2 separate regions of the Homo sapiens genome follow, and region 1 is linked to region 2. A link is an interaction called in ENCODE POLR2A ChIA-PET data of the cell type or tissue named here. Cell type or tissue: MCF 10A. All regions are shown on one strand. Links, peaks and the distances in the headings refer to the core of each region. The heading gives the core; the rest is flanking DNA.

What was found. Peaks named below come from ENCODE experiments on the same cell type or tissue, not always from the same donor. Only the 100,000 strongest peaks of a DNase experiment are listed, where the experiment ranks them.
Region 1: POLR2A ChIA-PET joins it to region 2 with 5 read pairs; 3 of 35 experiments call an interaction of 5 or more read pairs at or near these places.

What each region holds. Positions count from the first base shown.
Region 1 is chr4:176,766,359-176,782,175 of GRCh38, reverse strand. The region is part of intron 1 of VEGFC (vascular endothelial growth factor C); the gene reads left to right. Among named protein-coding and RNA genes, the nearest start is that of VEGFC, 19 kb to the left of the region's middle. In MCF 10A, for the core only: no CTCF peak of the experiment used is centred there; a DNase peak (open chromatin) is centred at 3,905.
Region 2 is chr4:176,614,627-176,630,443 of GRCh38, reverse strand. No RefSeq gene overlaps it. Among named protein-coding and RNA genes, the nearest start is that of HAFML, 32 kb to the left of the region's middle. In MCF 10A, for the core only: no CTCF peak of the experiment used is centred there; a DNase peak (open chromatin) is centred at 7,673.

The DNA.
Region 1 (15,817 bases), core at 3,604-11,603, 150 kb before region 2:
TTCTCTTACAAGTGCTTTGCTTACATTTTTATTGTTAGAAACAGGATTCAAATAACTGCTTATTTAATATTCTTTTTATGTAGAAGAAACAGTCTTGAACTTGATAATACTTTTGGTTCCAACTTGTTAAAATATTGGAAAAGGATGAAACATTTGTGAAAATAATCAGACCTTGGCACTGCGGTAGTTGAGGAAGAGTCATGCGTGTGAGTGAGTGCCACTCTGAGACAGGCAGCACTTTCTCCCTTGTGGTAATTGAATAGGGTATGGGAAGCCGACTACTTAATCTGCTTCAGGCAAGCAGTGTTCAAAGTTTAACGCCCTTTTACTGAAATGACAAACATAATCACCTTACCTAAAAGGATGTGTGGGTAATGATTTTACCAAATAGTTCACTTGGTGAACAATAGTGAAAACAGTTCACCTTCCCTTGTCTTTGTTTACAATTAAATGAGCCCCTCCAGGTCCCTCCCTGCCCCAAGAGTGGATGAATTTGGCAAATCAGACTGAAATGTTAAAGAAAATGGTCTTGACTACTCTGTTTTAACTGAAGTGACCACACAGCTGCCATGAATCCTGTGATTGAATTCCTATAACCTGTAAAAGGGATTGTTATTTCCACTCACTCCAAATTTCTTGGAAGTAGCTAGTTGATATCAGATACCAGATGCGAGGCTATTTTAAATCACTGTGATTTAATTTACTATAATATCATTGCCTACATGGAATATTTTTAATTCTTTCTTTTTGTTTGTGTCTGTTTTGTGTATTTAGTTACTTTATCCTTTTAAAAGTCCTCTTCCAAGTTTATGTTTTGAAAAAAGAGAACACTTACTGAGATTCATGTTTGCTTACAGGTCATGACATTTATGACTTCCCTAAAAAACAAACTGATCCCTTTGTCTCAGAGCCAAATTTTAGTTTTAACATAATAGTGATTCATTGTTTGTTCTCTCTGAGTCCTAGATCTCTCTTTTAATTTTGGTGTCTGTCCATGCCAAATTAGAATTTTATTAAGGCCAAAATTATTCATGAGTCATGACCATCACACTTAACAATTGGGTAATTTGAAGCTGCTTCAGATACACATTAAAGCAAATAATGATGTCATAAATTTTAATGCAATATTTTTTTTCCTTTAATATTGGTAGCAGTGAAGCCTGCTCTGTTAGAGACCAATTCTGTTTTACTTTAGAAAAATGTACCTTTGTGCTCATGTCCATGAGAGCACAGTGTAGTTATTTTATTACTATAATATAGCACACAGTGACACATAACTTAGTAAATTAAAGATTGAAAATATTTAAAATTGGTGATTTTTTGTGCCATGTTGATTTGACATTTATTCTTCTATCTGTCTAAAACTAGGAGCAGTGCTAGTGTGACAGCCTCAAGTCATGTTAACACGACACACGTAGAAGACTGACGCTCGGGCTTCCTCTAGTGCAAAACACCTGAAATTCAAATTTTGCTTTTCTGTGCTATTTTCCTAATTAAATGTATCCTTGATGTTGAGTTTAACTTTATTACACCCCTGTTAAATATCTGCAATGTGTTGGGAAGGAGGAGGACACATATGCCTGATTTAAATTTAATATAACTGTATAGATATAATTTCATTTTCCATTCAATCATTGAAATGATATAAATTAATATATGTACAGCTAAAATTAAATCTGTGATGTCGAGATGAACTCCATGCTGTCCTTGGTGCACTGTGTATTACACATGGGTATTAAATGCGTGCTTAGTGCTTAGTGAATGGGTTAGAAGGAGTTTTTTTTTTTTTTTTTTGAGATGGAGTCTCGCTCTGTCGCCCAGGCTGGAGTGCAGTGGGGTAATCTCGGCTCACTGCAACCTCCGCCTCCCGGGTTCAAGCAATTCTCCCTGCTTCAGCCTTCTGAGTAGCTGGGATTACAGGCACGCACCACCATGCCAGGCTAATTTTTGTATTATTTAGTAGAGACTGGGTTTCACCCTGTTGGCCAGGCTGGTCTTGAACACCTGACCTCAGGTGACCTGCCCGCCTCTGCCTCCCAAAGTGTTGGGATTACAGGCGTGAGCCACCACACCTGGCCTAGAAAAGAGTTTTAATAGATACCCCTGTAAAATGCCAAGCAATCAGTTGCCATTACTAAGAACTGCAACAAGTTCCAGTTAAAGATGTACATGTTTAAGAGCTGTCGTTCTTTAATAAAATATGACCAAGATGTCTTAAACATGGGCTTTAATACATGTTACTGTGGGTTTCACTCCAACTTAATAGCACACAAAGTTCTGAAGACACATGATTTCACTGGTGGTACATTCGCACATTGTTTTCTGTCCATGTTTAAGTTCATTCTTGTCCAGAACAGTTTCTGGTTTTCTAAGCCTAACGTATTAACATTTGAGTTAATTAAATCGATAGGGAGCCTTTTATCTTTTTTTTTTTCCTATCTGGGGGCTTTGCTTTCGCACTGACATTAGCAGTTCCCTTCCTATGTGCAATAGGAAAATGTGCAGTCATTCCAGGAGCATGGTCTCCTCAGGAGGTTAAAAGTGATTGTAACTTAGAGGTTAATGTTTCACTCCAGAGGAAAGTGTTTCACCCCACTTGATGATGTGCCCCTGGGTGCTCACAGAAAGAGTAGTACTCTTTTTTAAACCAAAATTTTAGACACGTGTTATGCAAATCTTCTTTATAAATTACACATTCTTTTCTTTCCTTTTATTCTTTTACTCCAGTATACTATTTTGCAATTAAAACATTTTAAACTTCTTCCAGAAAAAAACTTCTTCCAATAACTTCTTACTTCAAACTACTTTTACTAATGACAAAATAACTATGTCCATCACAGTGAGGAATTATTCATTGTTTATACCACCTTGTATTACTTATATAAATATCATCCTATAAAAAATACTATATATTGGGACTAGATTTTCTTAAATTTAAATTTAAATTCTTTTGGAAAATCAGGTTCTATCAGCTCTGTTGTCTTTTCATCTCTAATTGTACATCTTCCCACTATTTTGATTTATACATGATGTTATTATATTAGGATAGCTTTGATTTTAATGTAATATTAGCTAGTTTTATGGCTTGAAAAACTTAGTACATAGACTATATTCATAAATACAGCACTATACATTCTAGCATATGGCGTGTGCACTTAATCTGAAGAATTAGACATTTTTTCCTGTTCTGTGATGATTGATTGATTGGTGGTGGGGGCAGAAGGTGGCCAGTCTTTGGCAACATGTAAAATTTTGTTAAAATTTTGTCAAACTGATTTATTCCATTGCTAAATTTTGAAATCAGCATTTTTTTAGGGGGAATATCTCGAGTTTATGAGGACAGAAAGAAATATTCTTAGAAAATTGAGAAGGTTTTGTCCCTGTACATGCAAACTAGGGGGTGTTTAGATCAGAGCAAATGTCTTGCAGCAGGGGTTGACGCCGGGCCATGTTTAGTCATCAAAGCATGACTTCTATTCTGGGAATGTGGTAATTGAGAGGTAAATATTATTTACAATAGCCCTTATAAATCTTTAGTTGTTCAACAAAATAACTTGCCATCAGAGTTAGATGATTTAGCTAAAATTATTTAATTGGGTTATTCCTACTTGATCCAACATTTGATTATAATATATGTAGTAGCGTTAAATAATTTGGGATTTCTGGCCTCTGGCTGGCTGTTGAAGACTTTTTGTTGGTGGCGGGGGGCATCCTAAGGAACAACTTGCCCTCTACTAGCATTCTTTACTAGAAAAAGCTCCTATTTACTTGTTTTTTTTTTCCTAAATATGTGTTTTATTTCCTTTTGGCATTGTCTTTCTTGCTCCCAATTATAATTGTGAGCAAATAGCAATCGAAATTCTGTGTAACTTCCAGCACAGTTTAGTCATCAGAGCTTGCCAGCAAGTATGTCTATTGTGAGGAAACTGCATTTGCCACAGCTAGACCATCAGCAAGTGAAGTCGTATTGTCCTCTGTTTTGTAGTTGTTTTTTCCTATTTATGCTTTACTCTGATTCAAGTTCAGCATCTCAGTGATCATAATTGTGGGGAAAAAAATTCATTTTGAACTATAAACAGAAAAGATACCAAGTTGTTGTATTTGAAAGATTATTTTAGAATGTGGTTATACCTTCAAGTAAAATAAGCTGTAAAATAAGCTGAAGAACCATATATTTAGGCACATTTTGACTATAAAATAGATCCTCTACATATAACAAGAATAGCTTTTTTTTTTTTTTTTTTTTTTTTTTTTTTTGAGACAAAGTCTTGCTCTGTCGCCCAGGCTGGAGTGCAGTGGCACAATCTTGGCTCACTGCAAGCTCCACCTCCTGGGTTCATGCCATTCTCCTGCCCCAGCCTCCCGAGTAGCAGGGACTACGGGTGCCCACCACCATGCCCAGCTAAGTTTTTGTATTTTTAATAGAGACAGGGTTTCAATGTTAACCAGGATGGTCTCGATCTCCTGACCTTGTGATCCGCCTGCCTCGGCCTCCCAAAGTGCTGGGATTACAGGTGTGAGCCACGGAGCCTGGCCTATATATAACAAGAATTGCTTTTATATGTCTATATGTCACTTCATAATATTTGTTTATTATTTAGCTAGTTATTGCCTATAAGCCAGTATTTAGGTATTATATAAAATCTGAGGAAAACAGTTCTATAAGATTCAGTAAAATTCCAATTCTATAAGATTCCAAGATGTAAAGTGTTTTAGGTATTTAAAAGTTTTATATAGACAATAGTGACTCATTTGTTATGGTATATGAATATAGACAAGAACTTAGACTGAAGCAAAAAATAACAATTAGTTACATAGCTATTTCAAAGCCCATGCAGTAGTTTTTTGTTTGTTTGTTTGAGACGGAGTCTCGCTGTCTCGGCCAGGCTGGAGTGCAGTGGTGCGATCTCGGCTCACTGCAAGCTCCGCCTCCTGGGTTCAAGCCATTGTCCTGCCTCAGCCTCCTGAGTAGCTGGGACTACAGGCGCCCGCCACCACGCCCGGCTAATTTTTTGTATTTTTTTTTAGTAGAGATGGGGTTTCACCATGTTAGCCAGGATGGTCTGGATCTCCTGACCTTGTGATCCACCCACCTCGGCCTCCCAAAGTGCTGGGATTACAGGCGTGAGCTACCGCACCCGGCCAGTAGTTTTTAATGTTCAGTGAAGTTAAAACATCTCCCGTCCAGTTATGCTGTGTAATAAATATTAAAGCAGGAGATATTAGAACAATACAACACTTACTGTGCTATTTATAATTTAAAATATTAAAGATAAATAATGGAATAACTATAAATATTGATACTATGATAAAACTTTTAGCATGTCTAAGTTGTTCATTTTGATAGATACAAAAAACCAAAGCCAAGCAAAATAAAACACACCTAAAACTTTATGAATGTTAACAATTTTCTATTTTTGCCATAAATCTTTGGCCGTTGCACCATATTTTATTGAATAAAGGACAGTTGTTAAGCTAGGGCTTGGTCCACTGTGTGTCAGTATCAGGATGTGATGATTCTTTTCTGACCCATATTCTTCTCTCTCTTTGGCTTTGGTTCTCTTGTACGACTCTTCTGTAGGTGGCCTTGGCCACACCTGTGAAATATAGGGCACAGTTGTGCTGCTTCTACTCATTGTGAACTTGATCATATGTTTTGTATTGTGCCTCTCTTCATTGGCTCCTTTTTATTTTAGTGTAATTCAAAGTGTTAATTGGAGGTTTTAAATGTAGTTTTGACCAAATTGTGTTTGAGGTCACATGTACCCAGTTTAAAAAACGAAGAAAAAAATTCAACTCACTTCCCAGCGTCCTTTGCAGCTAATGTTGCCCTCGAATAGTTCTTGCTCATAAGAGAAAATCTAGCAGGGATTTATGGGAAAACTTTTGCTTTTTTTTGCTAAGGCACTGCTTTTCTTCTTGTTCCCTTATTTCCTTCCATGGAAATCAGAAAATGTTTTATAATTTTAAAACTTTACCTTTGTTTCTCAAAATAACACTTTCAGACTTATGTAAAGCAAGATTTTAATAATTAATATGTTGCCTCGATTATGGAGTAACTTTCCAAAGTTGTACTATCATGATCTTAATTTATTGACCCTTAGGGTTAAGATAATTTGTGTGTTTATAACCTAACATTCTTTGCTTGGCTGATAGATTCCTTTAAAATGTTATGTGTTTATATTTTGTACATACTTTAAGAAGCTTTATTCAATTGCCACATTTCAAATAAATAAAGGTTCTTTTTTTTTTGGTAAGCCTATACCTTTGTTTCTTCTAGCTTTTAAAAGTGTTAATAGCGTGGGAATGACCCTTGACCATCTCTGATTGTTTGGGAAATGGTAACTAGAAAGAACTGAGAGAGGACAAACTTGGATGAGAAGTCTCAGAACTGATAGTAAAAACAAATGCAAACAAGAAAATATATTACGTACTTCATTCAGATTAATAAGTAATTAAACACTTGAACTATTCAAAAATCTAGTTTGAGTCTAGGCTTTTGCAAGCCTGAATTTGTCATCATAATCATCAAAATTAGAAATTACGAAAGAATGTTAATTTAAATTTAAAACAGCTGGAAATACAATACATGGCCTATAAGCTTATCTTCTCATCTGTCAACAACTGCTTGCATATGTCACATGAACTGTTTTAACTGCAATTACAAAAGTCAATGGAATGTTTAGAGGTGATTCAAAAAATGTGATTGGCTGACATATAGAGTTATCCTAAGAAACAGGCTGTCCAACACAATTTTAAATATACTCAAGCTCTTTTATACTGATTAAGAGTTTCAAGTTAAGGTTTTGGGTTAAAAAATCAACATCAAATGATAAATAAGAAATATAATCTTGTTTAAATTATTTATTCTAATAGTTTATTTATGAACACAACATATTTCTCTTTCATTACTTTTTTTTTCTCAGTTGTAAAATTCTAGAGCTGGAGCCCATAGGCCAATCCGTAGTATATCTGAAATGATTAAAGGTTTTATACTTGACAAGCCCTCTGTCTGCAGGTTACTTGCTTCTACTTGGAGCAGTGGATTTATCATCCTCCACTCCAGGGTAAATATCTAAAAGTCACTTCTGCCACGTTATTTCCCATCTGGTAGATTGTTATAATACCTGTGAGTCAGTATTATCTGCACAGTGTATTTCCTCTGCTCAAGGCACTTTGACCATATGAGGTGTTCACATCTGATCAATCGGGCTGAAGCTTGCCCTAGTCTGAGGCTGGACCAATTGATCTCTAACGATATTCTTACCTGACAATCTAGAGGATACAAATCAAGATGTTTCAAGTGCAGAAAGCAACAGTAAAGCATAAGTTCTTTTTTTTTTTTTGCATTCTTTTTTTTTTTATTATTATACTTTAAGTTTTAGGGTACATGTGCACAATGTGCAGGTTAGTTACATATGTATACAAGTGCCATGCTGGTGCGCTGCACCCACTAACAAGCATATGTTCTAATGTGTAATATATCTTCAAGACAGTCTGGACCATGAAGTGTATTTTTACTTATTGAGTGTATATGGGAGGATCATTTTATAGGATTGGTTATATTTTTCCATTTCTTGATTCTTTGATACTTAAATTTTTGGTTTCATATTCTCCTCTTTCACATGTTGTCCCCATTTTACATATGCAAAGATAGTTGTTTGCCACAAAAATAAACATTTAACAGACTCCAAACACATAGACTGTGTAATTAGCATAACGAAATAATAGTGGCTGAGTGACGAGCAGAAGTGATTCACTCATTTGGCTCTGTGGCTTTCAAAGTTATTAATGATGTTACATATTCTTCTCTATTTTATTTAAAAACTAACACTCATAAAGTTAATTCTCATAATTTTTGCTGGGTTTAATAATTCAAAATATGAATCAAAATTTTTATTTATTATGCAGTTTCATTCTATTAAAATTATCTGCTAAATTAATATTAAGTAGTCCTATAGCATATATTATTTAATAATTGCAAGTAGTGACATATCATAAATAAACTGTATAATATGTATTATTGATTCTGTTATTTTTCCTAGCAATGCACAGGGAACCAGTAAATTTCACAAGCAGAGAATACTAACTTGTCATTTATTTAATATTCTAAACAAATGAAGCCGCCTCTATAAGTGAATTTTCTGGACTTCTAAAGATGAGCATTGTTGAGTTTAATAACTCAAATTTTTATTGTGTTAAGTAAAGTATATTAAATATAACCTCACCCTAATGACTCAGCTGTAATTAAAAAAGAGTTCACGACCAGCCTGGGTAACACGGTGAGACCCCATCTCTACAAAAATAAAAAATAAAAATGAAAATTAAAAAAAATTAGCCAGGCATGGTGGCATATACCCAAGTACTCCGAAGGCCGAGGGTGGAGGATCGCTCAAACCTAGGAGTCCAAGGCTGTAGTGACCTGTGATAGTGCCACTGTACTCCAGCCTGGGAAACAGAGCAAGACCCTGTCTCTTAAAAAACAACAACAAACCTACACATGAAAATTATTGCTGCTTCCCATCAATTTTCAGTGCTATCTTTATTTAACCTCTCTACTATTTGCCTTCACTTTTTAAAATTTTGCTTTTATTCTTCTTTCTTTGGTCTCCTTCTCTAAAATTTTTCCCCTGCTTCTGTTTTTTTGTATACTAGGAAGACATTTATTATTTTTATAGGTATGATCAAATTGTAAAATAAGTTTATTTCATTCTCTGGTGATTTCACTAACTATTTTGAGAGTATCAGTTAAAATGGGATTTGTTTGTGTGTAACAAAATCTAACTGTAGTGGCTAAAGCAAATTGGAGTTTATTTTTCTCTAGTAACTAAAAGGCCCCAGTGGGCGTTTAAGGGCTGGTACCACATGGAGCAACATCATATCATCAATGTCCAGACTCCTGTGCTTTTTTCACTTGATCATTTTTAGAGTTTGGCCTTCTGTGCTTCATTCCTCGTGGTCACAACATGGCTGATTGTTGTGCAGCTTTATGTCTGATTTCAAGGAAGAAAGAATAGTGAGAGAGGAGGTTGTTGCCTTAACACATTCAAACCAAAGCAAAAGTTTTCTCTGAAATCCCCAGTAGATTTGCCCTTACATCTTCTCAGGTAGAAGTGCATTTTTGCCATTCCTGGCTGTAAGAGAAGCCGATAAAGAAAATACATGCACTTTCTAACAATATTGAAATTCTTTTCACAAAGAAGGAAAGGAGAATGAATGTACTTTGGGTAGGTATCGTGGTCTGTTTTATGTTGCTGTAAATCACAAACTGGATGATTTATAATAAAAAGAAATTAGTTTTCCTCACAATTCTGAAGACTGGAAAGTCCAGGGTTGCAGGGCTGTGTCTGGTGAGGGCCTTCTTACTGTGTCTTCTCATGGTGGAAGGCATCACATCAGGAGAGATTTCTCCAGAGTGCAAGAACAGGTGGAACTTTATATAACAAACTCATTCCTGTGATAAGGAGCCCACTCCCAAGATAATACCATTAATCCATTCAGGTGGGCAGAGCCTCATGACCTAATCACCTTCTGAAGGTCCCACCTTTCAATGCTTTTGCATTGGGGATTAAATTTCCAACACATGAAGTTTGGGGAACACATTCACGCTGTAGCAGGAGGCAACCACATTTGTGACATTGCGTCATTGTACTTTCTAGATTTGTTTTCTCCAGGTTGTTTGCAACGTTGATGTACTCTTTGTATACCCACCTGAAAGATTAATGTTACTGAAGTATTGTGTTTAAGAAAGAAAGATGAATGCTACCATGTAAGACCTTTTGACTGTCCAAAAGATTAAAATTCCAGTTTGGAGAGGTAGCACTTACATGAAAACCTTATAAAACATGAGAACTTAAACTTGCTAATTTCATTGTGTCAAATCGCATAACAGAGAAAGGAAAAACTTGAAGGCCACTCCTCTTGAAAAAGTATTTGAGTAGTGTCGATTTCAGTGTAAGACCAATTAAATAATGTCAAATTAAGTAAATATAACATTAAAATATTTTCTTTAACATATTGGTGTTGATTTCACTTTTACTCTGTAATTTTTGTGACATTGGAAACAGGAAATATTCAAATTTTGCCTTCTTTTGGATCGTTTCCTCTCCGTTTCTTAATGTGTAAACCGTAATAGGGCTTTCTGCAGCCAACGTGCTCATTCTTTTCTTTCTGTTAGGCTGTGCCTTTTCTGAGAACAGTTGGTACTGATGGAGATTTCTGTTCTTTTTCTTCACACAAGTGTCATATGAAAATTGGGGGATCAGCTATTTTCAGATCACAGGCTCCTCTGATAACAGAATACCATAATTCCAACTTTCCTGTGTTGATTTGTAGATCCCACACTGTGTGATCATGACAAACATCTAAGCATAAGAGGGCGATGAATGATTAAAATTTATTCACTCTTCCCATAAAACACCTGGTACAGATGCAGTGTGTTGTCCTCACAGAGGAAAAACAGTGGTTCCTCCTTCCAAGTGGCGTGTCCACAGCACTGGTACCAGATAACAAGAACCTTAGACTTTTCTTGTTGCTGCAGTGTGTCTACCTGTGCCTCTCTTAAGTGTCTTACACGTTACTCACAGAGAAAGAAATACAAAAATGGAAAACATAAGCTCACAAAAATGCATTTAGTGCATTTATGATGTTAATGGAAACCTTGGATACAGTCCTCTGTTATTTCCTTACTACTCTTGATATTTTACAATATTGCTTTATTATTCAAATTCATAATCATATATGTGTTAAACAATTTTTTTTGGTAAGTAGACTGTGTATCAAACTTAAGAGGGATTTGACATGGAAAGACATTTAAAAGATGGCAGAAAACAGCTATTATAAGGGCATTTGAACTTTAGATATTTTCCGTTGGTCAGTTTCCATAGATCATCATCTGATTCACTAGGGTTTGGCCAGTTTATATTATTTAAATTGTTTCCCCTGCAACTGTAGTATTTTCTTTAATGTTTTGAATTATTCTTAATGTGACTTGAATAAGGGTAATTGTCACATATGCTGATGTTTTCCCATTAGGATGAAAATATTTAGAAAAGCTGTACTAGCAAAAACCAGGTTAACTTGTTTTCAAAGTAGAATTTAATTATTTTATTTCAAGCTTTGATTCCTTTTTTAAAAATTAAGTAAATGTCCTTGAGAGCAATACCTTTGTGTGTGTGTGTGTGTGTGTGTGTGTGTATCAGTTACTTGCACCTTCAATTGAATGAAAGACAGTAGTAGGTTGTATTATGGCAGAGGGGTAGAAGAATGGACATTCTCATGGGTATCTCAAAGGTCAAGTCAGAATTGGATTCCCTGTGGATGGAAGAGAGGAGTGGAGAAGGTGCTTCTCATGTGGAAAAACAAGAAAAGTCTATGACAGGCCTCAGTGTTTGCCAGCTGCAGTGGAATTCTCATAGCTTGTATTGAACTCTGTGTCCTAATCTTCTGAAACCACCTCAAGAGAGTATATATTGCTAAAATAGGAGCTCAGCTATTTTTCAGGGGCAGTGATCCAGAGGACACTATAACAGAAATAGATAATTTCAAAGTCGAAAATATATTAGATACTATTTTTATTCTCTATCTGGAAAGTCTGTATAGAGGCTTTATTCTGGTCTGCTTTCTCAGATAAATATCCTATTCAGGTCACTGGAAATAATATGTCAGGTTTTAAAAGAGACTTCATATGTAGCCAAATAAACCTGCTAAGCATATTTAGAAAATCATGCTAGTGACTAGTGTCTTAAACTGTTTCCACAAAAACAATGCTGTTAATAGTAGGATTTACCCTTTTGCATTGGAAATGAGTTGTCAAGGTTAAAAAGATGAGTAGCCAGATATTCTTGCTAAACATGTTTTGAGAAGAAATTTAATAATATAAAGTTTTTGTTAAATGTGGCCTATTAATTTTAAACAATAATACTGACTGAAGTCATTAGGTAGCTGTGGAAAGAAGTTAGCCTGGTTTTTACTAATGTAGCTTTTCTAAATATTTTCTGCCTAATGAGAAAAGAGGGATAAGATCCAACTACAATTGGAAGCTTAAATATTTAATCAAGTTTGCAGAACTACTATTAAGATCATATGTAACTATCAGATATTTTTTAATCTGAGGACTTCTTTCTAGTAAATAGAAATTTCTTCCCAAGCATTATAGGAATATGTCTTATTGACTTATTTTTTTGGCATGGGTTACTAGGAAATAATATTTTCAGGGAGTTCAGGGACCCAGATTTGATTCCCAGATAATTCAGATTAACCTTCTTTAATCATTCTATTTTATGTTATTACTGGAGAGTACAGGGTAGGTTGAAACAGCATAAACTGCCAAATCAGAACTGGATTTGAATTTAGTGATGGGCCTCAGGAGCTGTATGACCTTAATTCTGTGAGTCAGGCTTTCTGAGTCAGGCTGTGAACTGGGCAAAATAGTGTATACGTTACAACATTGTAACAGAGCTCATTTAAAGCATTGTCTCATGTTAGCTACTGATAAAGCATTAGTTCCCACTCCAGGGCCTGTTAGAATTCTAACTCCATCCCTGTGAGTCATGTTCATGCTTTCGTGGTTCTCATTTGAGGTTTTGTGACCAAAGGCCCCACAGATGGAATAAAATTAATCTAAATAGCCATTTATTAATGTAATATCTGCTAGCTAATTACATATTTATTAAATATAAATAACAAATAGCTCCAAGATACCAGTGACCTCCATGTTGCTAAAGCCAACAGTTATTAGAACTTCTCTGTTCTGTGAGCTTTTCTGTGATGGTCACAGGTGAGACCGCAAGAGGACACACAGGAGAGGCACAATGAAACAAAGTTTATTATACTCATAGGTCTTAGACAGGAGGTCACCGCATGCCACACAGGGTCACAGGGTGTCTTAGTTTGTTCAGCCTGCTATAACAAAGTGTCTTAGACTGGATAATTTATAAAGAACAGAAAATTCATTGTTCATAGTTCTGGAGGTTGGGAAGTCCAAGATCAAGGAGCCAGCAGATTGGGCATCTGCTGAGGGCCCACTCTTCATAGATGGTGCCTTGTTGCACGTCCCCCTCACATGGTGATAGGGGTAAGGAGGAAGCAGGCTCTCCCAAGCCTCTTTTATAAGGGTACCAATTTATTCTTGAGGGCTCCACCCTCATGACCTCATCATCTCCCAAAGGTCTGGCCTCTTAATACCAAAACGCTGGGGTTGATATTTTAACATGTGAATTTTGGAGGGACATTGACATTACAGACCACAGCACGGGGGGTGGGGGGTGGTTCTCCATGTGGCAGAAGACAGGAAAGAGGAGAGAGCTTATGCCACAGCCTTTACTGGAGTTTCAGGGTAAAGGCAAGGCAGAGTAGAGTAGGGTAAACAGTTTAGAACTGGCTGGTTTGAATACTTTCAGTAGGCTCTAAGGTATAGGATTAATCCCTAGTTGCTTGATACCTGACAGTGGGAAATTAAGGCAGAGGAATATTGTCTCCTGGGGTATATAGCCAGATAAAGGAGGTATGGCTCTGGATTGGGTAATTTGCATACCAAAGGTGTTCTCCCTGCTGAGGTTTTTGCTGTCTGTAAGGATTGGCAGCCCCTGGAGGGCCATCTCTCCCAAGCCATAAACTTTTTTTTAAGATGTCGAAATATCATAGTACTCAGAAAAATTTGAAATATATATATATATATATATATGTATAAAACATCCTCTTACTTGGCAGCATTTACAATGTTTGATCATTATTTTTCAGCTTTGTCTTCAATGCACTCATTTTACCTCAGTGGTGGTTACTCCATCCCATTCTCCACTGCTGGCTACTCTCCTTGAACTTTTAATGTCGAAGTGTTCAGGGCTCAGCCCACTGTCCTCTATTATTTTTCATTTCTATTCACTCTCTTAGTGATTTAACCCAGTCCCATGGTTCTAGATATCTTCATATCTGTATCTTTAGTCCAAATCTGTCTTCTTAACTTTAAAATATAACTAGCTGCCTTTGTCATTTCCACTCAGATGGCTAACAGACACTTCAAATTTAAACATTCCCAGTTGAAATTTTTATCTCTCCGTTTCTGATCAAATTTGCTCTAGCTCTACCTATAGCCTTCCCTAACTCAGTCAGTGGCAACAAATTGCTCCGAGTTGGTCAAGTCAAAATTCATGGTATCATCCTTGACTTCTTTCTTTCCTACCCTACATTCAGACTCATCAGGGAATCCAATCCTCTTGGCTGTGTCTTCAAAAATATAACCAGAGTCTAACCACTTGCTACATCTCTGACCTGAGCCACCATCGTCTTCCACTTGGATCAGGGCAGCGTTCTGTTTACCAGTCTCACTGGTTCTTATCTTCACCTCCCTAGAGTGTATTCTCAACTGAGCAGAAAGAAGAATCCTTTTAGGATGTAAGTCACATTATATTCCTCTCCTGTTATATGTAAGGCCCTAGAATAGTTCCCTACTTCACAAAAAGTAAAAACCAAAATCTCTATCAAGTAATAGTAGTCATTGCCCTGGCAGTGTTTCAATTAAAAGAGTTTAACGACTGGTTCATTTTATAGAGGTGTGGACAGTGTCAAGGAAACAGAAAAGAACAAAAGAACATGAAGCATCCAGGTACTATCAACAGTGGGAAGTCCTAACTACCCTAGTCCTGCAGGGGCAAGGTGAGCGAATAGTGCTATCAGCCCTGGAAATTGCTGGGCACTGTAGGAGAGGGGCTGTCAATAGAAGCTCTAACTGTAGAGTGCACACACTTCTCTCACTATGGTGAGGCACCATAAATGTGGTGAGGCAGAGGGAGAGTGAGGAGAATGAATATCCAACCTATTTTTTCTTCACATCCCAGCCAAATACTTGGCATTGTTAGTCTTTTTTATTTTAGCTATTGTGGTGGTGATGTAATAGCATCCCATTGTGGTTTTATTTTGCCTTTTCATGGAAACTGATGAAGTTGGACATCTTTTGACAAGCTTGTTGCCCATTTGGATATCCTCTTTTATAAAATGCCTGTTTAAGTGTTTTGTTCATTTTTCTTTTTGGTTGTTTTTTTTTTTTTTTTTTTTTAGATTTCTACAATTCCTTTACATGATTTGGTTGCCAGGCTTTTTAAAGCTGTGTGTATTGCAGATATCTTCTTCCATCTCTTACTGGTCTTTTTTCTTTCTTTCTTTCTTTTTTTTTACTGGCCAGATTTCTTTAATTTTAATGTAAGGTGATTTTTTCTTGTTTTTCCTCTATGATTAATATTTTTTATGTCTTGTTTAAGAAACATTTGTCTATCCAATGTTATGAAAATAGTCTTGTAGAAGCTTTATTGCTTTTTCACTTTCAGATTTATATTTACGATCAACCTGGAATTGATATTTGTGTAGTGGGGAGGGTAGAAATCAAGACTAGTTATTTTTAATTTGGATAACTAGGTAACCTAGCATATTTCTCTGCTGCTCTGTAGCATTACCCTTGTAAATAAATCATGTCTCTATACGGTTTCTTTCTGGACTCTGTTTTACGATTGTATGCTCTCTGGCATTAGTATCACACTGCCTGAAATTCTGAAGTTCCATAGTATCTTTTCTTTTCCTTGTTTTTTTTTTTTTTTTTGAGACAGAGTGTCATTCTGTCACACAGGCTGAAGTGCAATAGTGCAATAATGGCTCACCACAGCCACAATCTCTCAGGGTCCAGCAGTCCTCCCACCTCAGTCTCCTGAGTACCTGGGACTACAGGTACTCACCACTACACTTGGCTAATTTTTGTGTTCTTCTGTAGAGATAAGGCTTCACTATGTTGCCCAGACTGGCCTTGAACTCCTGGGTTCAATTGATCCTC
Region 2 (15,817 bases), core at 4,441-12,440:
ATAAAGATGTAGTAATTGTTGCTCACCTGTGTGTTTGTACCACAAGTGCTTATTGAGCATCTACTGACTGTCAGACACTGGGCTGCGTGTGGTGGACTCGGTGGGTCTCCCTTCAGTCCAGTACCCTGAGAGAGCTCAGTGGGCAGAGAATGCCCAGGAGGGCAGTGCCAGGGGAATGTCAGGAAGCAAATCCTTCTTAAAACGGAAAAGGTATAACTTGAGGGGAGGAGCCCATCAACTCTGGATTGGATACAGAAAATATGGTACTTATACACCATGGAATGCTACACAGTCGTAAAAAAGAGTGAAATCATGTCCTTTGCAGCAACATGGATGCAGCTGGATGCCATTATCCTAAGTGAACTAACACAGAAACAGAAAACCAAATACAGTACGTTCTCACTTATAAGTGGGAGCTAAACATTGACTACACATGGACACAAAGAGGGGAACGATGGCCACTAGGGAATATAAGAGAGGGGAGGAGGGAGGGGGACAAAACTACTGTTGGGTACTGTGCTCACTACCAGGGAGATGGATCCATTTGTATTTCAAACCTCAGCCTCACAAAACATACCTTTGCAACAAACTTGCACGTGTACCTGCTGAACCTGTAACGAAAGTTGAAAAATAAATAAATAAATACATAAAAAATAATTTCCTATTGGTAGAAAAATAAAAAATAAATAAAACACACTCTTACATTGAAAAACCAGATCAGTTGTCCTTAGTATACCCACATTCTAGATCTCCCTGTTTGCATCAATGGATCACCTGGGGTGTTCTCCTGTTCACTTCCTGTAAACTGGAGGCTGCATGCCATCTGCATGTCTTTGGTGATAAGTCTATTCAAATGTTTTGCCCACGTTTTAAAAGTGGTTTGTTTCCTTACAAAAAGAAAAAAGAAACCTACAGTGAGACAGTCATCAGCCTCCAATTTTATGGTTCCTCTGGTCCCTTCCTATCTGCCTCCACCCAACCTAAAGGCAATCAATATCCTGACACCCTTGTTTTTATGTGGCTTTATGATATATAGAGACATGCAAATAGGCTCCTAAATGGATATTTAAAAATTATACTTATTTTTGGCTAGGCACCGTGGCTCACACCTGTAATCCCAGCACTTTGGGAGGCCAAAGCAGGTGGATGACCTGAGGCCAGGAGTTCGAGACTAGCCTGAACAACATGGTGAAACCCTGTCTCTACTAAATACAAAAAAGTAGCCCAGCGTGGTGGCACATGCCCGTAATCCCAGCTACTTGGGAGGCTGAGGCAGGAGAATCACTTGAACCCAGAGGTGGAGGTTTCAGGGAGCCGAGATTGCACCACTGCACTCCAGCCTGGGAAACAGAGTGAAACTCAGTATCAAAAGTAAAATAAAATAAAATAAAAATTACACTCATGTTTAACTTTTGACTTTAATAAGATACAGCTTAAGATGAATCCTTAGTATCAATGCCAGGCACTGTCTTTTTTTTCTGTGCTGTATAATTATCTTTTATGTGCTATTTATCCACTCTCCTGTTGAAGAACATCAGGCTGTTTCTAGGTTTGGGGTCTGTGTACAGCATTGCACACATACGTCTTTTTTTTTTTTTTTTTTCCATTCTATAAGATGCTGGTAATAGGTTGGGATTCCTTGTTAAGGAGAAGATGACATAAATTCTCTTTACACATTTTCTTTCCATGCAGGTTTTTAAAACACTTATTTTAATCCACGTGATCTATCTTTTCACACTGATCATTGATCCTTAATTTACAAATTACCTGTGTTTATATAACAGGAAAACAATATGTCATTTTGCCTAATTCAAACTATGGGTTAACTCAGTGGAAAATAAATCACTCCTACAAGTTATTTGGATTAACCAGTCTAATGAGTGCAAATAGCACATACAGAAGCCCCATAAATCCTCAACAATGGTAGGCTTGATTATTTCTTCCAACTCATAGATAAGAAGCTGGTAGCTAAAGGTACTCCTAACCCTTAAGACACCCTGATCTTGGAGAACACACTAATCTACAGTCAGTCAGCTAAAGCCGAAATCAAGGATGCTAAATATACTCCTAACTTGGAGTATATTCAGACTCTCTGAACTTGGAGAAGACACTAGTCCACAGTCAGTCAGCTAAAGCCGAAATCAAGGATGCACACCTGTTGCAAGAAGAAAAAATGTTGCTCATGTCTTTTGAAGCATGAGCATTAGCATAGTCATTGCTATGCTGTGAGGATTTCTTCTCCAACACACCTCCCCAACGTCTTAAGCAATCAGACCCCTCTGCAGCCTTCCTGACCTGGCTGTGTCTGTATCAGATACAACTGGACAATGCTGGTTGGGGATATTGCCCAAGAGAATTGCACAGATTGGGAAATGAGTTCTTACATGCTTTCAACAAGATACCACCTTCAAATCTTGCAGACTTGACTAGCATTTCACAAGTGGCACGGAATCCAAAAGGATTTCACGAGTGGAGCCATTGATGTTTGGGCCCATTCACTACACTGGGAAGAAAGGAAGTAGGTGGGTATAGGCTTTGGGGATGAGCATAAGCTCCATTGATTCCAGCTGGATTTATCAATCTTCTATTTCTAGAATTTCTGTCTCAACAAACTTTGAATAACAAATTCAAAGGGCTTTTTTTCTAATCTTTTCATTGTCTATAATCTCTCTGGGAATTAGGATTTTTTTCTCTCTTTTTTAGCAGATTATATAGCACCCATTTTATTCTCTCATTTGACAAGTAATTATTGAGTTAGAATTAGATGCCAGCTACTCTATTAGATACCAGAGACATAATGCTAAGCAAAAGAGACTATGGGACTTGGCTTAAAGGAGTGTATTAGGTTGATGCAAAAGTAATTGCAGTTTTTGTCATCGAAAGTAATCAAAAGCTGCAATTACTTTTGCCCAAACCTAATAATTAATCACACTGTGATAAGTGTTATGAAGGAGAAGGTGGTGTTCCCTGATTTATTCTGGGCAGCGTATGACAGAGAAATCCTTGGTAAAGAAGTGAAACTATGTTAAAGTGAGACCTGAATATGGGCCAGCAGCTATCTATGGAAAATATATTTCCTATTCCACCTCCTCTTTCCATCTCTCCTGTTGCCACTCTCATTCAGAACATATCTGCCCTTTGAACACTTCATTGCCCAGATAGGAGCCCAGTTTTCCCTCTTCCAGCCTGCCCAGTCCAATCTATTCTTTTCTCAGATACCCTTCTAAGTACTTCACATACAGCCACTCATTTAATCTGCACAACAATCCTAGGCATGACTGTCATTCCTCTTTCACAGGTCAGCGAGCTGAGACACAGGTTCAATAACTTGTCTAGGGACAGAGCCAATAAGAGGCAGATCTAGGATCCATATCTAGGTATGTTTGCTCTAAAATCTGTGTTATTAGCTAGTGCACTTGACTGCCTCTTGAAGATTAATCATGTGCCTCTTGTTTACACATGCTATCTCTTTAATCCTAACATCAACGCTGTGAGTTAAAAACTATTACAGAAAGAAAATAAGAAAACAAAGACAAATATACAGTGAGGAAACTGAAGCAAAATGATAAAGTGACATATGCAAGGTTACAACGCCAATTAGTAGAAGAAATCATTTTTCTAGTCAAATGTTTGACCCCTGAGCCAAATCTCTTTCAAATATTCCTCAACTATCTCCCTCCTATTCGTGGACTGAATTCAGGTGGGTTCATCCAGCTGCAAAGCAAAGTTTCCAGTCAAAGATGAAACATAATCTCATATTTACAACATAATCAGGATCATGGAATTTTAGTGAGGTCGTATTTTTTCTATGCAAATTATATGTATGCAACAAAACTGGATGAATGACTCTTATGCAAGTAGCGTTACGTTTCTGCCTTCCTTTTCTTTTATTATTGTCAATGATAAAAATTTCTATGCCAGCCATTCATTTATAGTTCAGGACACTTACATGGTGATTTAATGAATATATAATAAAATATTGAAGCAGCTTATGTCATCTGGGGTGTAAACCCGTGGTTCATCGTCACGTGGTGGCCAAGAAAGAATTCAGAACATGGACACACAGGAGGAGTTTAAGACTGGAGGTTTAATAGGTAGAAGAGAAGAGAAAGAGAAACAGCTTCCTCTATAGCAGAAGGGGTCTCCCAGCAGAAAGGAGTGGTTGGCATCCAATGCCCTGAGTTTTATCGTCCAGTTTGAGGAGGTGATGTCTAATTTACCTAGGGCTCACAGATTGGTTCAATCAGGTATGACCTATATATAGTGCATGAGGAAGGCTGGTTGCCCCACCCTAATCTTTTTATGCAAATGGACTTTCCAGTTGATGGGCGCCATCTTGTCTGCTCCTTACAATACATGTGGCTGGCGGAGAAGGGAAGATGGAGCCACCATTTTGAAAATGTCTAGTCCTTAGTTCCTGCCAGCATTCACCAGTGCAAGCTCCCAGCTTGCAGGCTGCTATTTGTTAGAAAATGATTTGGGGCTGCTTATCATTAAAAAGAAAAAGCCTTACCGAGGACTCCTATGGTCCTTGCTATCTAAGTACTTCCTTTTTAACTCCTGTATCCACATGTCTAACCCATTGGCTTAGGATATGCAAAACAGAAAGAAGATGATCTAGCTATACATTGCTGAGAATCTAAGCCTTAACTAGGCAAAGACTGAGCAGTCACCTGGGGCAGTTTAACAAGGCTTGTCATTAGCTAAAACCCATTCTACTGAGAGGTGACAGCGTGCTGGCAGTCCTCACAGCCCTCGCTTGCTCTCGGCGCCTCCTCTGCCTGGGCTCCCACTTTGGCAGCACTTGAGCCCTTCAGCCCGCCGCTGCGCTGTGGGAGCCCCTTTCTGGGCTGGCCAAGGCCGGAGCTGGCTCCCTCAGCTTGCAGGGAGGTGTGGAGGGAGAGGCGCGAGCAGGAACCGGGGCTGTGCGCGGTGCTTGTGGACCAGCTGGAGTTCCGGGTGGGCGTGGGCTTGGCGGGCCCGCACTCGGAGCAGCCGGCCGGCCCTGTCGCCCCGGGCAATGAGGGGCTTAGCACCCGGGCCAGCGGCTGTGGAGGGTGTACCGGGTCCCCCAACAGTGCCAGCCCACCGGCGCTGCGCTCGATTTCTCACCGGGCCTTAGCTGCCTTTCTGCGGGGCAGGGCTCGGGACCTGCAGCCCGCCATGCCTGAGCCTCCCACCCCCTCCATGGACTCCTTTGCGGCCGGAGCCTCCCTGATGAGCGCCGCCCCCTGCTCCAAGGCGCCCAGTCCCATCAACCACCCAAGGGCTGAGGGGTGCGGAGTCACAGCGCGGGACTGGCCGGCCAGCTCCACCTGCATCCCTGGTGCGGGATCCAGGGGGTGAAGCAAGCTGGGCTCCTGAGTCTGGTGGGGACGTGGAGAACCTTTATGTCTAGCTCAGGGATTGTAAATACACCAATCAGCACCCTGTGTCTAGCTCAGGGTTTGTGAATGCACCAATAGCTACCCTGGTGGGGACTTGGAGAACCTTTATGTCTAGCTCAGGGATTGTAAATACACCAATCAGCACTCTGTATCTAGCTCAAGGTTTGTAAACACACCAATCAGCACCCTGTGTCTAGCTCAGGATTTGTGAATGCAACAATCGACACTCTGCATCTAGCTACTCTGGTGGGGACTTGGAGAACCTTTGTGTCCACACTCTGTATCTAATTAATCTGGTGGGGAAGTGGAGAACCTTTGTGTCTAGCTCAGGGATTATAAACGCACCAATCAGCGCCCTGTCAAAACAGACCACTCCACTCTACCAATCAGCAGGATGTGGGTGGGGCCAGATAAGAGAATAAAAGCAGGCTGCCTGAGCTAGCAGTGGCAACACGCTTGGGTCCCTTTCCACATTGTGGAGGCTTTGTTCTGTTACTATTTGCAATAAATCTTGCTGCTGCTCACTCTTTGGGTCCACACTGTTTTTATGAGCTGTAACACTCACCGCGAAGGTCTGCAGCTTCACTCCCGAAGCCAGCGAGACCACGAGCCCATCCGGAGGAAGGAACAACTCCAGACGCACTACCTTAAGAGCTGTAACACTCACCGCGAAGGTCTGCAGCTTCACTCCTGAGCCAGCGAGACCACGAACCCACCAGAAGGAAGAAATTCCAAACACATCCGAACATCAGAAGGAACAAACTCCAGACGCGCCACCTTAAGAGCTGTAACACTCACCACCAGGGTCCGAGGCTTCATTCTTGAAGTCAGTGAGACCAAGAACCCACCAATTCTGGGCACACTACTATTCTCCATACTTTTAGAATTCTCCTTTTGTGAATGGAAGGGGAGTAATCTTGTGAACCTGACTAAACAATCAGAAATCCCAAGCCCACCCCTACATGGCTTTAAGGCTGCTTAATCAGGAATGAAGGGCCCTCTGGTGCACGTTGCCTTTTCGTGAACGATGGTGTAAGCCAGCCATAGCAAATTCACCACTGATTAACGAAACAAAGCAGATGATATTATTTGCTTCAGACGAGCCCCACATACACTGTTCCTCCTTATCTTTTTTATTTTTTCTACCATTTTCAGTCTCTCTCTCTCTCTCTATATATATATATAAAATAATATATATATATTTGAGATGGAGTTTAACTCTTGTCACCTAGGCTGGAGTGCAATGGCGTGATCTTGGCTCACTGCAAACCTTTGCCTCCCAGGTTCAAGTGATTCTCCTGCCTCAGCCTCCCGCGTAGCTGAGATTACAGGCACCTGCCGCCACACCCAGCTAATTTTTTTTTGTATTTTTAGTAGAGACGGGATTTTGCCATGGTGGCCAGCCTGGTCTCCAACTCATGACTTCAGGTGATCCTCAGTCTCCCAAAGTGCTGGAATTAGAGGAGTGAGCCACCACACCTGGCCCACTGTCTATAATTTCTCCTAGAATTAACTCACATTCTATAGGTTGCTTTAATAATAATTCTAAATATTTCAAACTACTGTTCAAATGTTTATGGATATACATTCATCTGCTTGTTTTAAAACAGTTCTTAGGCATGATTGTTGACTTAAAAACATATTTCTTTCAGATAATTATATATAATTATAAAGATGGGCTTGGGTTTGGACACTGTGCAATATAATATCTAATGCATTAAAAAAGACATTACAAATAATTAACATTAGCTAAATGGGCAGCTGTGAAGTGTATTTCTCAGCAGATATTTTTTTAATAGACTAGATTCCCATCTGCCCAGCACAGTTGCTGAGAAGCTGCCTAGATGCCTAGAAGCAAATACAAGAAAAAATATCTTTTAAAAATTCATATTCCGCTTGCTTCAAGGATAAGTAATCAGTCTGCTAGGACAAAACTTATATTTTCCAAAAGTTTTCTGGTTTCCTGAGGAAAGTCTAAGGAAGTTATGGCAATAGAAAGCAATGCTGATTTTATAAATGTGAGTTTTCACTTAAAAACATGAGATTTGTTGAGGTTTGCCTGACAAATATTTCAGGTTATATCCTTGGAGAAGCTCTGATTCTCTACCTGCTGATGACACACATACTTAAACTTTGTTCAACCAATCCAGAAATAATGAGCCCACATCCTAGGGTGAGCTACAGAGTTTGACAGTAGCACAATGAAAACACACATTGGAAACATCCTTGAGGAAGAGGTCTGGACGGCTGGCAGAGCCTAAAGACAGTCTGTTAGTTGAGAAAGAGAAGGTTAAGCAGTATTATTTACATTGCACAATTCTCTCTTGTGTTTATCTTGGACAAATCCCTCAAATCCTCTATTTTCTTGTAGTAGTGACTGACCAGATAGAAGCCTTTCTACTAAGGCTTGCATTTTATTTTCAGTCCTGTCATCTTTTTTTAGTGGCTCCATAAAAGATATAAACACAAGGTGCCAAAGAATATAATTCAGTGATTGCAACTCACCAAGGAGTTTACTCTGTTTCCCTATGGCGTATTCTGTAATTCTTTCTCTCTTTTAAGAAACTGATGGAGTTGTACCTGTCAGGAATAGCAGGCTGCTATGCTTGGCATTTCCCCAAGTTGTGCTAACAAGACCTTGAATTTGACTTTGTTATCTTAGCTTGAAATATTTCAACCCTACTATAAAATGGGACAAACCAGCCAAATAAGTGGGGAGAGGAGTGTATATATGTTTTGGAAGAGGAAGATGGAGTCTTATCTTCTGCAATGTGTCACCAGCTAAGATTTTTAACTGAAAGTACAAAGTTTGAGTTCACGCCAGTCATTACTTCTTAAAATTTATGGCTTATTGATGCATAGAAAATGCAAACAACTTACAGAAACAATATTGCTTTTTATTTTTTGCTATCTCTTGGGTCTTATAGTTAGGAATATGTTTCCAAATTCCATAACTACATGTATTATTAAACAATTCCTATACCCCTTTGAAATCATTAAAAGAGGTATGTAATAGAAATCACATTCCCTTATTACATAATAAATGCATTTTTTCAATATTTCCGCACGTTAATTCTGTGTGCAAGAGTTGTATTGATGAGAAACGACTTATCTGAAATGAATGTTGAAGGAGTTGCCTTTCCCCTCTGCATTGCAATAGATACTTCAGCTCTGAGAGCCAGTTGGGGGTTTTTTCTAGGTAAGCATTGTTCCTGGCTGCATCCATTCAACACATTGGAACTCACAGAACCTCAGCTGAGAACATTCTGGGGCTAAGTTACAGGAAACCAAAAATTAACACAGATGTATTTGAAATTTTGTGAGCCAATGAACACTTGATAGACTAACTGCATACAATGAACCTTGTCTGTACAAAAAATTAAAGAGGGGCCAGGCATGGTGGCTCACACCTGTAATCCTAAGATTTTGGGAGGCAAAAGTGGGAGAATTGCTCAAGTTCAGGAGTTCAAGACCAGCCCTGGCAATACAGCGAGACTTTGTCTTTACAATTTTTTTATTTTTATTTTTTAATTGTACATGTAGGTAGTCCCACTTACTTGGGAGGCAAGAGGCTGAGGTGGGAGGACTGCTTGAGCTTGGGAGGTCAAGGCTGCAGTGAGCCGTGGTCATGCCTCACTCACTGCATTCTAGCTTGAGCAACAGATCAATATCCTGTCTCAAAGAAAAAAAAAAGTAAAAAAATAAAAATACAAAAATGAAAATAAAAATTTAGCTAGTCATGCTGGCTTACGCTACTCAGGAGGCTGAGGTGGAAGGATTGCTGGAGCCCAGGAGTTAAAGGCTTCAGTGAGGTATGATTGCATCACTGCACTCCAGCCTGGGTGACAGAGTCGAACTTTGTCTCTCCCAGAATAAAGTTTCTATACGAATGAAGTACCTAGTAGTTTGGGAAGTTGTGAAGGAAGTTTAGCACTGGATGAATTAAAATCAAAGGGTACAATCAATGACTAGATTGAGTACATCAAGGCAACTCTTTGAAAAATATTTTAAATTTGTGTCATTTTACTGTCAATTTTATATTATTTCATTTTATTTTATTTTTTATTTACTTCAAATTTATTTTAAAACTTTTTTTTCAAATGACAAACATATAAGCTTTCTTTGCAACAAATTGAACTTCGATAGTAATTATAGTTGAGTAAATTTCAGTCACCATCTGTTTCACCTTACTGAAATGGATTTGCGTTCCACACAGCACCTATATTTGGGATTTGTTTTTCACCAAGTAATCTATAGCCTGACAGATTGCATAATTTGGCAGTAAAATTTATTGGTGTGTATGTGTATACCTACACAATATTCTCTTAAAATATACATTTGAATCATTTCCTGCTATTGTGTTATTTTAATGTTGAGGTCTAACCAGGTCAATGTGCTCACTTAAAAAGCAACATTCACATTTTATTTCATTTTCCACTTGCAGGTTATTGTTATTCCCAAGTTACTGTTTCTAGGCTGGGGACCTAGTTTGGAAAAAAGCCTTCCCTTAGTTCTTTTGGATCAAGTGAGACTCACAAAGTAGCTTTCCTAACATATTTCTTCACATCTCATAGAAAACTAACTACAAAGAATGGCATCAAGTACTTATGTATTGCTATGCCACGGCCAGGAATAAGAGAGTCACCCATTGCTGATGGTGCTGGCTTCCCAGCTTCGTTGCCACTCAGGGGCATCAGAGTCTAAATGATGCTTTTTCTGTGTACTCATTCTTAGAACCCTGTGCGGAGGAAGGCTGCAGAAGAGGATACAAGATTGGGTGCCCCCTGGGGAGGAGGAGCTCAAGCTCCAGCCTGAGGAGCTAGTGGGGGTGGAGAGGGTGTTCTCAAGTGCCAGTCATTGAATTCCAAACTTCTAAGGAGGCAAGATAATAAAGCAATGGGGTTAAGTAACGAGAAATAAAAATGCAATCCTACACCCCCAAACCAATGGAAAGAAGCTCCTCCTGGCCAAGGGGACTCCAGAAAAACCTTGAAAACTGAGTTTCTGGCCATGATAGACACATCTCACTATACCCTCACCCTCTCTAACCACCATTAGGCTTACTACCCCAAAGTCTAAAGAGAAGCCAGCCCTTTGGAAAGACTGGCTCCACCGCTGATTTCAACCAAAGGCCTGACTGCTGCTCTTCCCTTTTGTGGTTTCTGTACAACATCTGACCAGCATGCCTTCCTGGTAAGAGACCACCGACCATGGAGTGGTTCTGGCCAATCTAGGGAGGATGCAAAGACAGGGCTTTTATGTCCTCTGCTTCACTTTTTGACATCTGAGGGCTGAAAACTCCACCCTAGAATTATGCTAATGCCACCATTTTTTGGACATGGGTCCCACGAAAAGGCATGAAGCTGCATTGTGTATGTGTGTGCTCTTGCTTTATGAATATTCATAACTCCCCCCCAGTTCATTGAATATGTATAGTCACCCCACAAACACATGAATTCCTGTTCTCTTTGCCCCTCCCTCCAGGTGTCTGTTTTTGGCTTCTGACCAGAGGCTGTGCTTCCCAGCCTGTAAGAATGGCCACGCTGTAGGCTGCAATCCTTTATGAAAAATGAAGCTCTGTTTTCCAAATTTATGAACATTGCCATTCATCAGTGGACAATAAATTGGGAACAGTGAGGCTAACTGGGAATGGGAAAACAAATACATCTCTGAATTCAAGCACAGATAATTAAGAAACCAGTGCTACTCTATCCCCAACTCTGTAGTCTCATACTGTGTTTCTACCCCTTTCTTCTTCTTTATATAAAGCTTCTATAGGCATCAAATTATTTGAGTTTCCAACACAACACTTGATAACTCTCTGGTTAAACCAGTCATCACTGGAATCCATCAGGACAATGGAAACACGTATTGAACTGATTCTCATTTACCATTTTGTGGCTACATGGGCTGTTTTATTTGTTCCTCAAAGCAACCCAGTGAGACAGGTCCCGTTATCTTCTTTGTCCAATTAGAATAGAGAATAAGAAAGATTAAGTAACTAGTCCAAAGACACAGCTATCAACTCCCAAGACAGTTTGACCCCAAACTTCATTCTTTCTTTTCTCTTTTCAGTTGTGGAATATTCACACAGAGTACCCAGGTGATCTCAATCCCACCTGAATTTCTGTTTGCCTTCAGAAGTGGCAAACTGGCAACCCCCAGATCCATTAATATTCAGACCACAGAATGACTCTGTGTGAAGCACATAGCATTTGCAAATTTGGGATTAGTTGCAAATATTTAAAACAAGAGAGATAATAACATCAAAATATAAATTTCCAGCTTCTCTTGAAAAATTTCTATACCCATTCATAGACTGTAAATTAAGTCCCTGTTAGGAGTCCATAGAACTAAGGCTAAACCCCATCTAATAGCAACTTATGAATAGTACCTGGATATGCAAAGCCAAATAGAAAAATGTAGGTACCTAGAAGGAAAAATTATACTAACTAACTAGTATCTACTATAAACTGAGAGGGAGAGCAGATCTGATGGTGAAATGGGAGACAAGCTCTGAAATGGCTTAGGAGCTACTTAATCTTCACTTGACAAATACAATCTGAAGTGTTAGATATTGCTAAGCAGTCATTGCTGAAGCGTGGTCTTTAGAGTCTCTGTGTAATAACATTTATTACTTCTTCTGCCCAGGCAGCAAAATCCACCTGAGAGTCTCAAAGGTCTTTTCTATCTAAGATCTATGGGCTAAATCTATGCTTCTTACTGAGACAAAATGCCCATTGAGCACTTCTGCACTTGGCAGAAGCTTTAAAATATGATTCTTTGGTTCCATAAATGTCCAAATGCTAGAACTTATCTGATGATTAAGAAGCTTGTCTCTGTGTCAAAGGGAGGTGCATTTTCTATAAGCAAACTTGGTGGAAAGGAAGGTATCATTTATAATCCTGTATTTAAGCATACAAAACTGAATAAATGTTGTAGGAGTGTCTACCGAATTAAAAATAAAGATGTTTCCTTTGGTCTGTCTGATAAGTGTTATGAATTATCTATAAATCCATGTTCTGACACCACCTTCCATCTTTTTCTGTTGTTTATTTCTGTCTTCTGTTTTTTATATCCTGAACTTCTTTTTTTTTTTTTTCTTTTAGACAGAGTCTCACTCTGTCATCCAGGCTGGAGTGCAGTGGTATGAGCAGAGCTCATTGCAGCCTCAACCTCCTGGGCTTAAGTTATCCTCCTGCCTTGATTTCCCATGTAGCTGGGGCCATTTTTATTTTGTATTTGTCATAAAAGATAAAAAAATATTATTTTTATTTTTGTAGAGATGAGATCTCACTTTGTTGTCCAGACTGGTCTTGAACTCCTAGGCTGAAGTGATCCTCACACCATGGCTTCCCAAAGTACTGGGATTACAGGTGTGAGCCACCACACCCAGCCATGAACCTCTGTGTTTCCTCAAGATTCCTTCCCATTTTATTTCATGAAGCTCATGTTCCTCCCATAGGACATGATTTATTGGTATCCCTGAAATCTTTGTTCCTTTTCTTGCATTTAGTTATCAGAGGTGACATGATGTAGTGTTTAAGAACCCTGGGTCTGAGGCAGACAAATCTGAGACTATTTTTAGCTGGGTGAATGTGGATAAACACCTTCCATATATGTGAGATGCCTGAATCTGTAAAATGGGAATAGCACTTACCTCACATGTTTCTGGTGAAAATCAAATAAGATAACACATTAAAAAAAAAAACTTGCCAGGTTGTCTGGAAACTGTTGCTCATTAAATGCTCTTTTATAACTATAAAGAATATATTGAGTTCTGTGATTCAAGTTGAAGTAGAAAATTAAAATTATAAAATTAAAAAAAGTTTATCACTTACCTTACAGCAAAAGGCTCCTATTTTCTACCTCTTCAATTTTTATACAATAATGTGAAAAAACATACCAAAAAAATTAAGCACTGCTTTAGCTTTGTGTAAAATTTTCTTTGCCCTTTTTTCCCAACCTGTAAAATATTTTTAAAGTAAAATCGAAACTGAGTCTTTAAGAATCCAAGTTAAATAAAATATTTTGTGGATTGCTACATTTAGGTCAATAGATTTTCTTCAATTTTTTTTTTTCAACAAAGCCTTCGGTGAAAGAGCTTATACTTGAGAAAATATCTGAAAAATAAAATAGAAGTTAGCATTACATACTCTACATGCTCTGAGTGAATAACTGAACCAAAATGAGAAGTAAATTACTCACAAACAACCCTTTGAGGAATCATAATTTACAGAAGTAGAAAGTTAGGGTGAAGAGGTTAAGTACTTGCCTGAGGCCATGCAATTAGTATTCTGTCAAGGTAAGCAGTTGAGGCAGGTTTAGAATCCAATCCTGTCTGGCTCCAAAGCTAGTGTTCTTTCCACTCTACCACATTGTTTCTGCAATTTCCCACTGGATCTTAAAGACCCATGTCCTCTGTATCACAAAGTGAAATCTGAGGCAAATGAACCAGAATGCAATTATTTTTAATTCACAACACACTACAGATATCTTCATATCTTTATTTTAAAATATCAATACTCTAGGGCAGTGCTTCTCAACTAAGGAGAATTGTGCTTCCCAGGGGCTATTTGGCAATGTCTGGAGACATTTTTTATTGTCATGATTGTGGGGGCGAGGAGGGTGCCACTGACATCTAGTTGGTAGAAGCCAGAGACATTGCTAAATGTCTACATTGCACAGTACAGTGCCCTCAAACAAAGAATTGTCCAGCCCAAAATGTTAATGGTACTAAGAATGCAAAACCCTGATCTAAGGACTTCTGACTCATGGCAAGGAAGATCATTTGAACTAACCTTCCCACTGAGGACAAATTTTATAAGTCAATAAAATATACATGATTAAAAAAAAACACTGAAATAACAGTAAAGAATTGTGGGTCCGAAATCTGAAAAAAATGCAATACTCTTGAGATGTAAGCCTACTATATAAAAAAACTCTGTGCTGTGGACTTTTATTCATTAGAAGAAACAGCTACTAAGCTAACAGCTGGCTATGTTGGCCTTTCAGGAAGAATAGAACAAACGCCAGGCACCACTTAATGTGGAAAATCAATTTACATCCTCCTCCAATTTAAGCTAGGAGCCAATGACTATACACCCAGAGTTGCTCTGAACTAGAAATTAATTAGCTCTTGTGCAAACTTGCAGCCCAAGTGTGTGTCCTCTGGATAGTCCAGGGAACCTGAAGCTTTACTCTTAATTAAGATGTTCTCAGACTGGTAGTGCCCCAAGGTGCTTAGCAGAAGCTAATGCAAAATTTCTCTTAAAAAATGATACAGTTATATTAGGTCTCAAAGTTTCTTAAAAATAATTTTGTAACTACAATGACCATCACACCATCAAAAATAACCTGACACATAAGTAAACAAATCCCCGTGATAAAATGCTCTGGAAATCACAGCCAACAGAAACATCTGCAAGAACTGAACATGTTAGTATAAGTAGATACAAACTATAAGACCCCTGTGCTCACTACGGCTGGTGAGCATCCTACAGTCCACCAGTATCTGTGATGGATATCCTGCTTCCAGCATGGGAGAGGATCACAGTTCTTCATCTTTGAATTCAGGCAAGGCCAATACCTTCTTTTTGTCATGGCTCTTTATAGTGCAGTTTCAGCTGTCTTTGCATCCAGAAATGTTGTTACAGACCCACTTCCACTTCACTTTAAAAATTACTATGGTAATCTGAAATAATTCCACCTTTGCATTCAGGGGCAATACACTATTAACCAGGTCATAAAGAAAATGACTTTATGGATAGGAGGTACTCTAGTTCTCAGATTGCCAGGGTGTTTAATCCTGGAAACACCAGGAAGTTATTCCTAGCCTCAGACCTGTCTGTCTTCAGGCACTCAGCTCATCTGCCTCACAGGCTCTACAAACAACCTTGCATGTGGCTGAATAACATGACTGTACAGTTCTGGCACCAATATAATGTGATATTTTGATATTTATATTTCTTATATCCTCAAACTATAACCCCACGAGCAGAAACTACTCGTGGCTCAGGCTATTTATTCTATAGTTCTTGGCACGGTGCCCAGCCTTTCTTAGATAATATACATTGGAGGTGAGATTGTGGATAAGTGAACAAATCCTCAAAGAATTTATCACATAATTTTCCCAATAGTAATAATCCAACCATTTAGATAAATATTTGTAAGTTGACACTTTATGATAAAAACCAACACTACAGTTTTAGGGCCTCAATTATTTACCTCTATAGAGATTAAGGAAAGTGAGCCTCTTATATATAACCCCTATTTTGGGCCTTTGTTATTTAGTAGAAAGTCTTTGCCACTAAGAACATTATTAAAATGATAACATTCTCTTAAAAGTATCCTTAACCTTGGCCTGGCTTAGATCTCCATAGAAAAGAGTATTGTATAAATAGAGCTGAAAATGATCTGTTTTGTTTGAC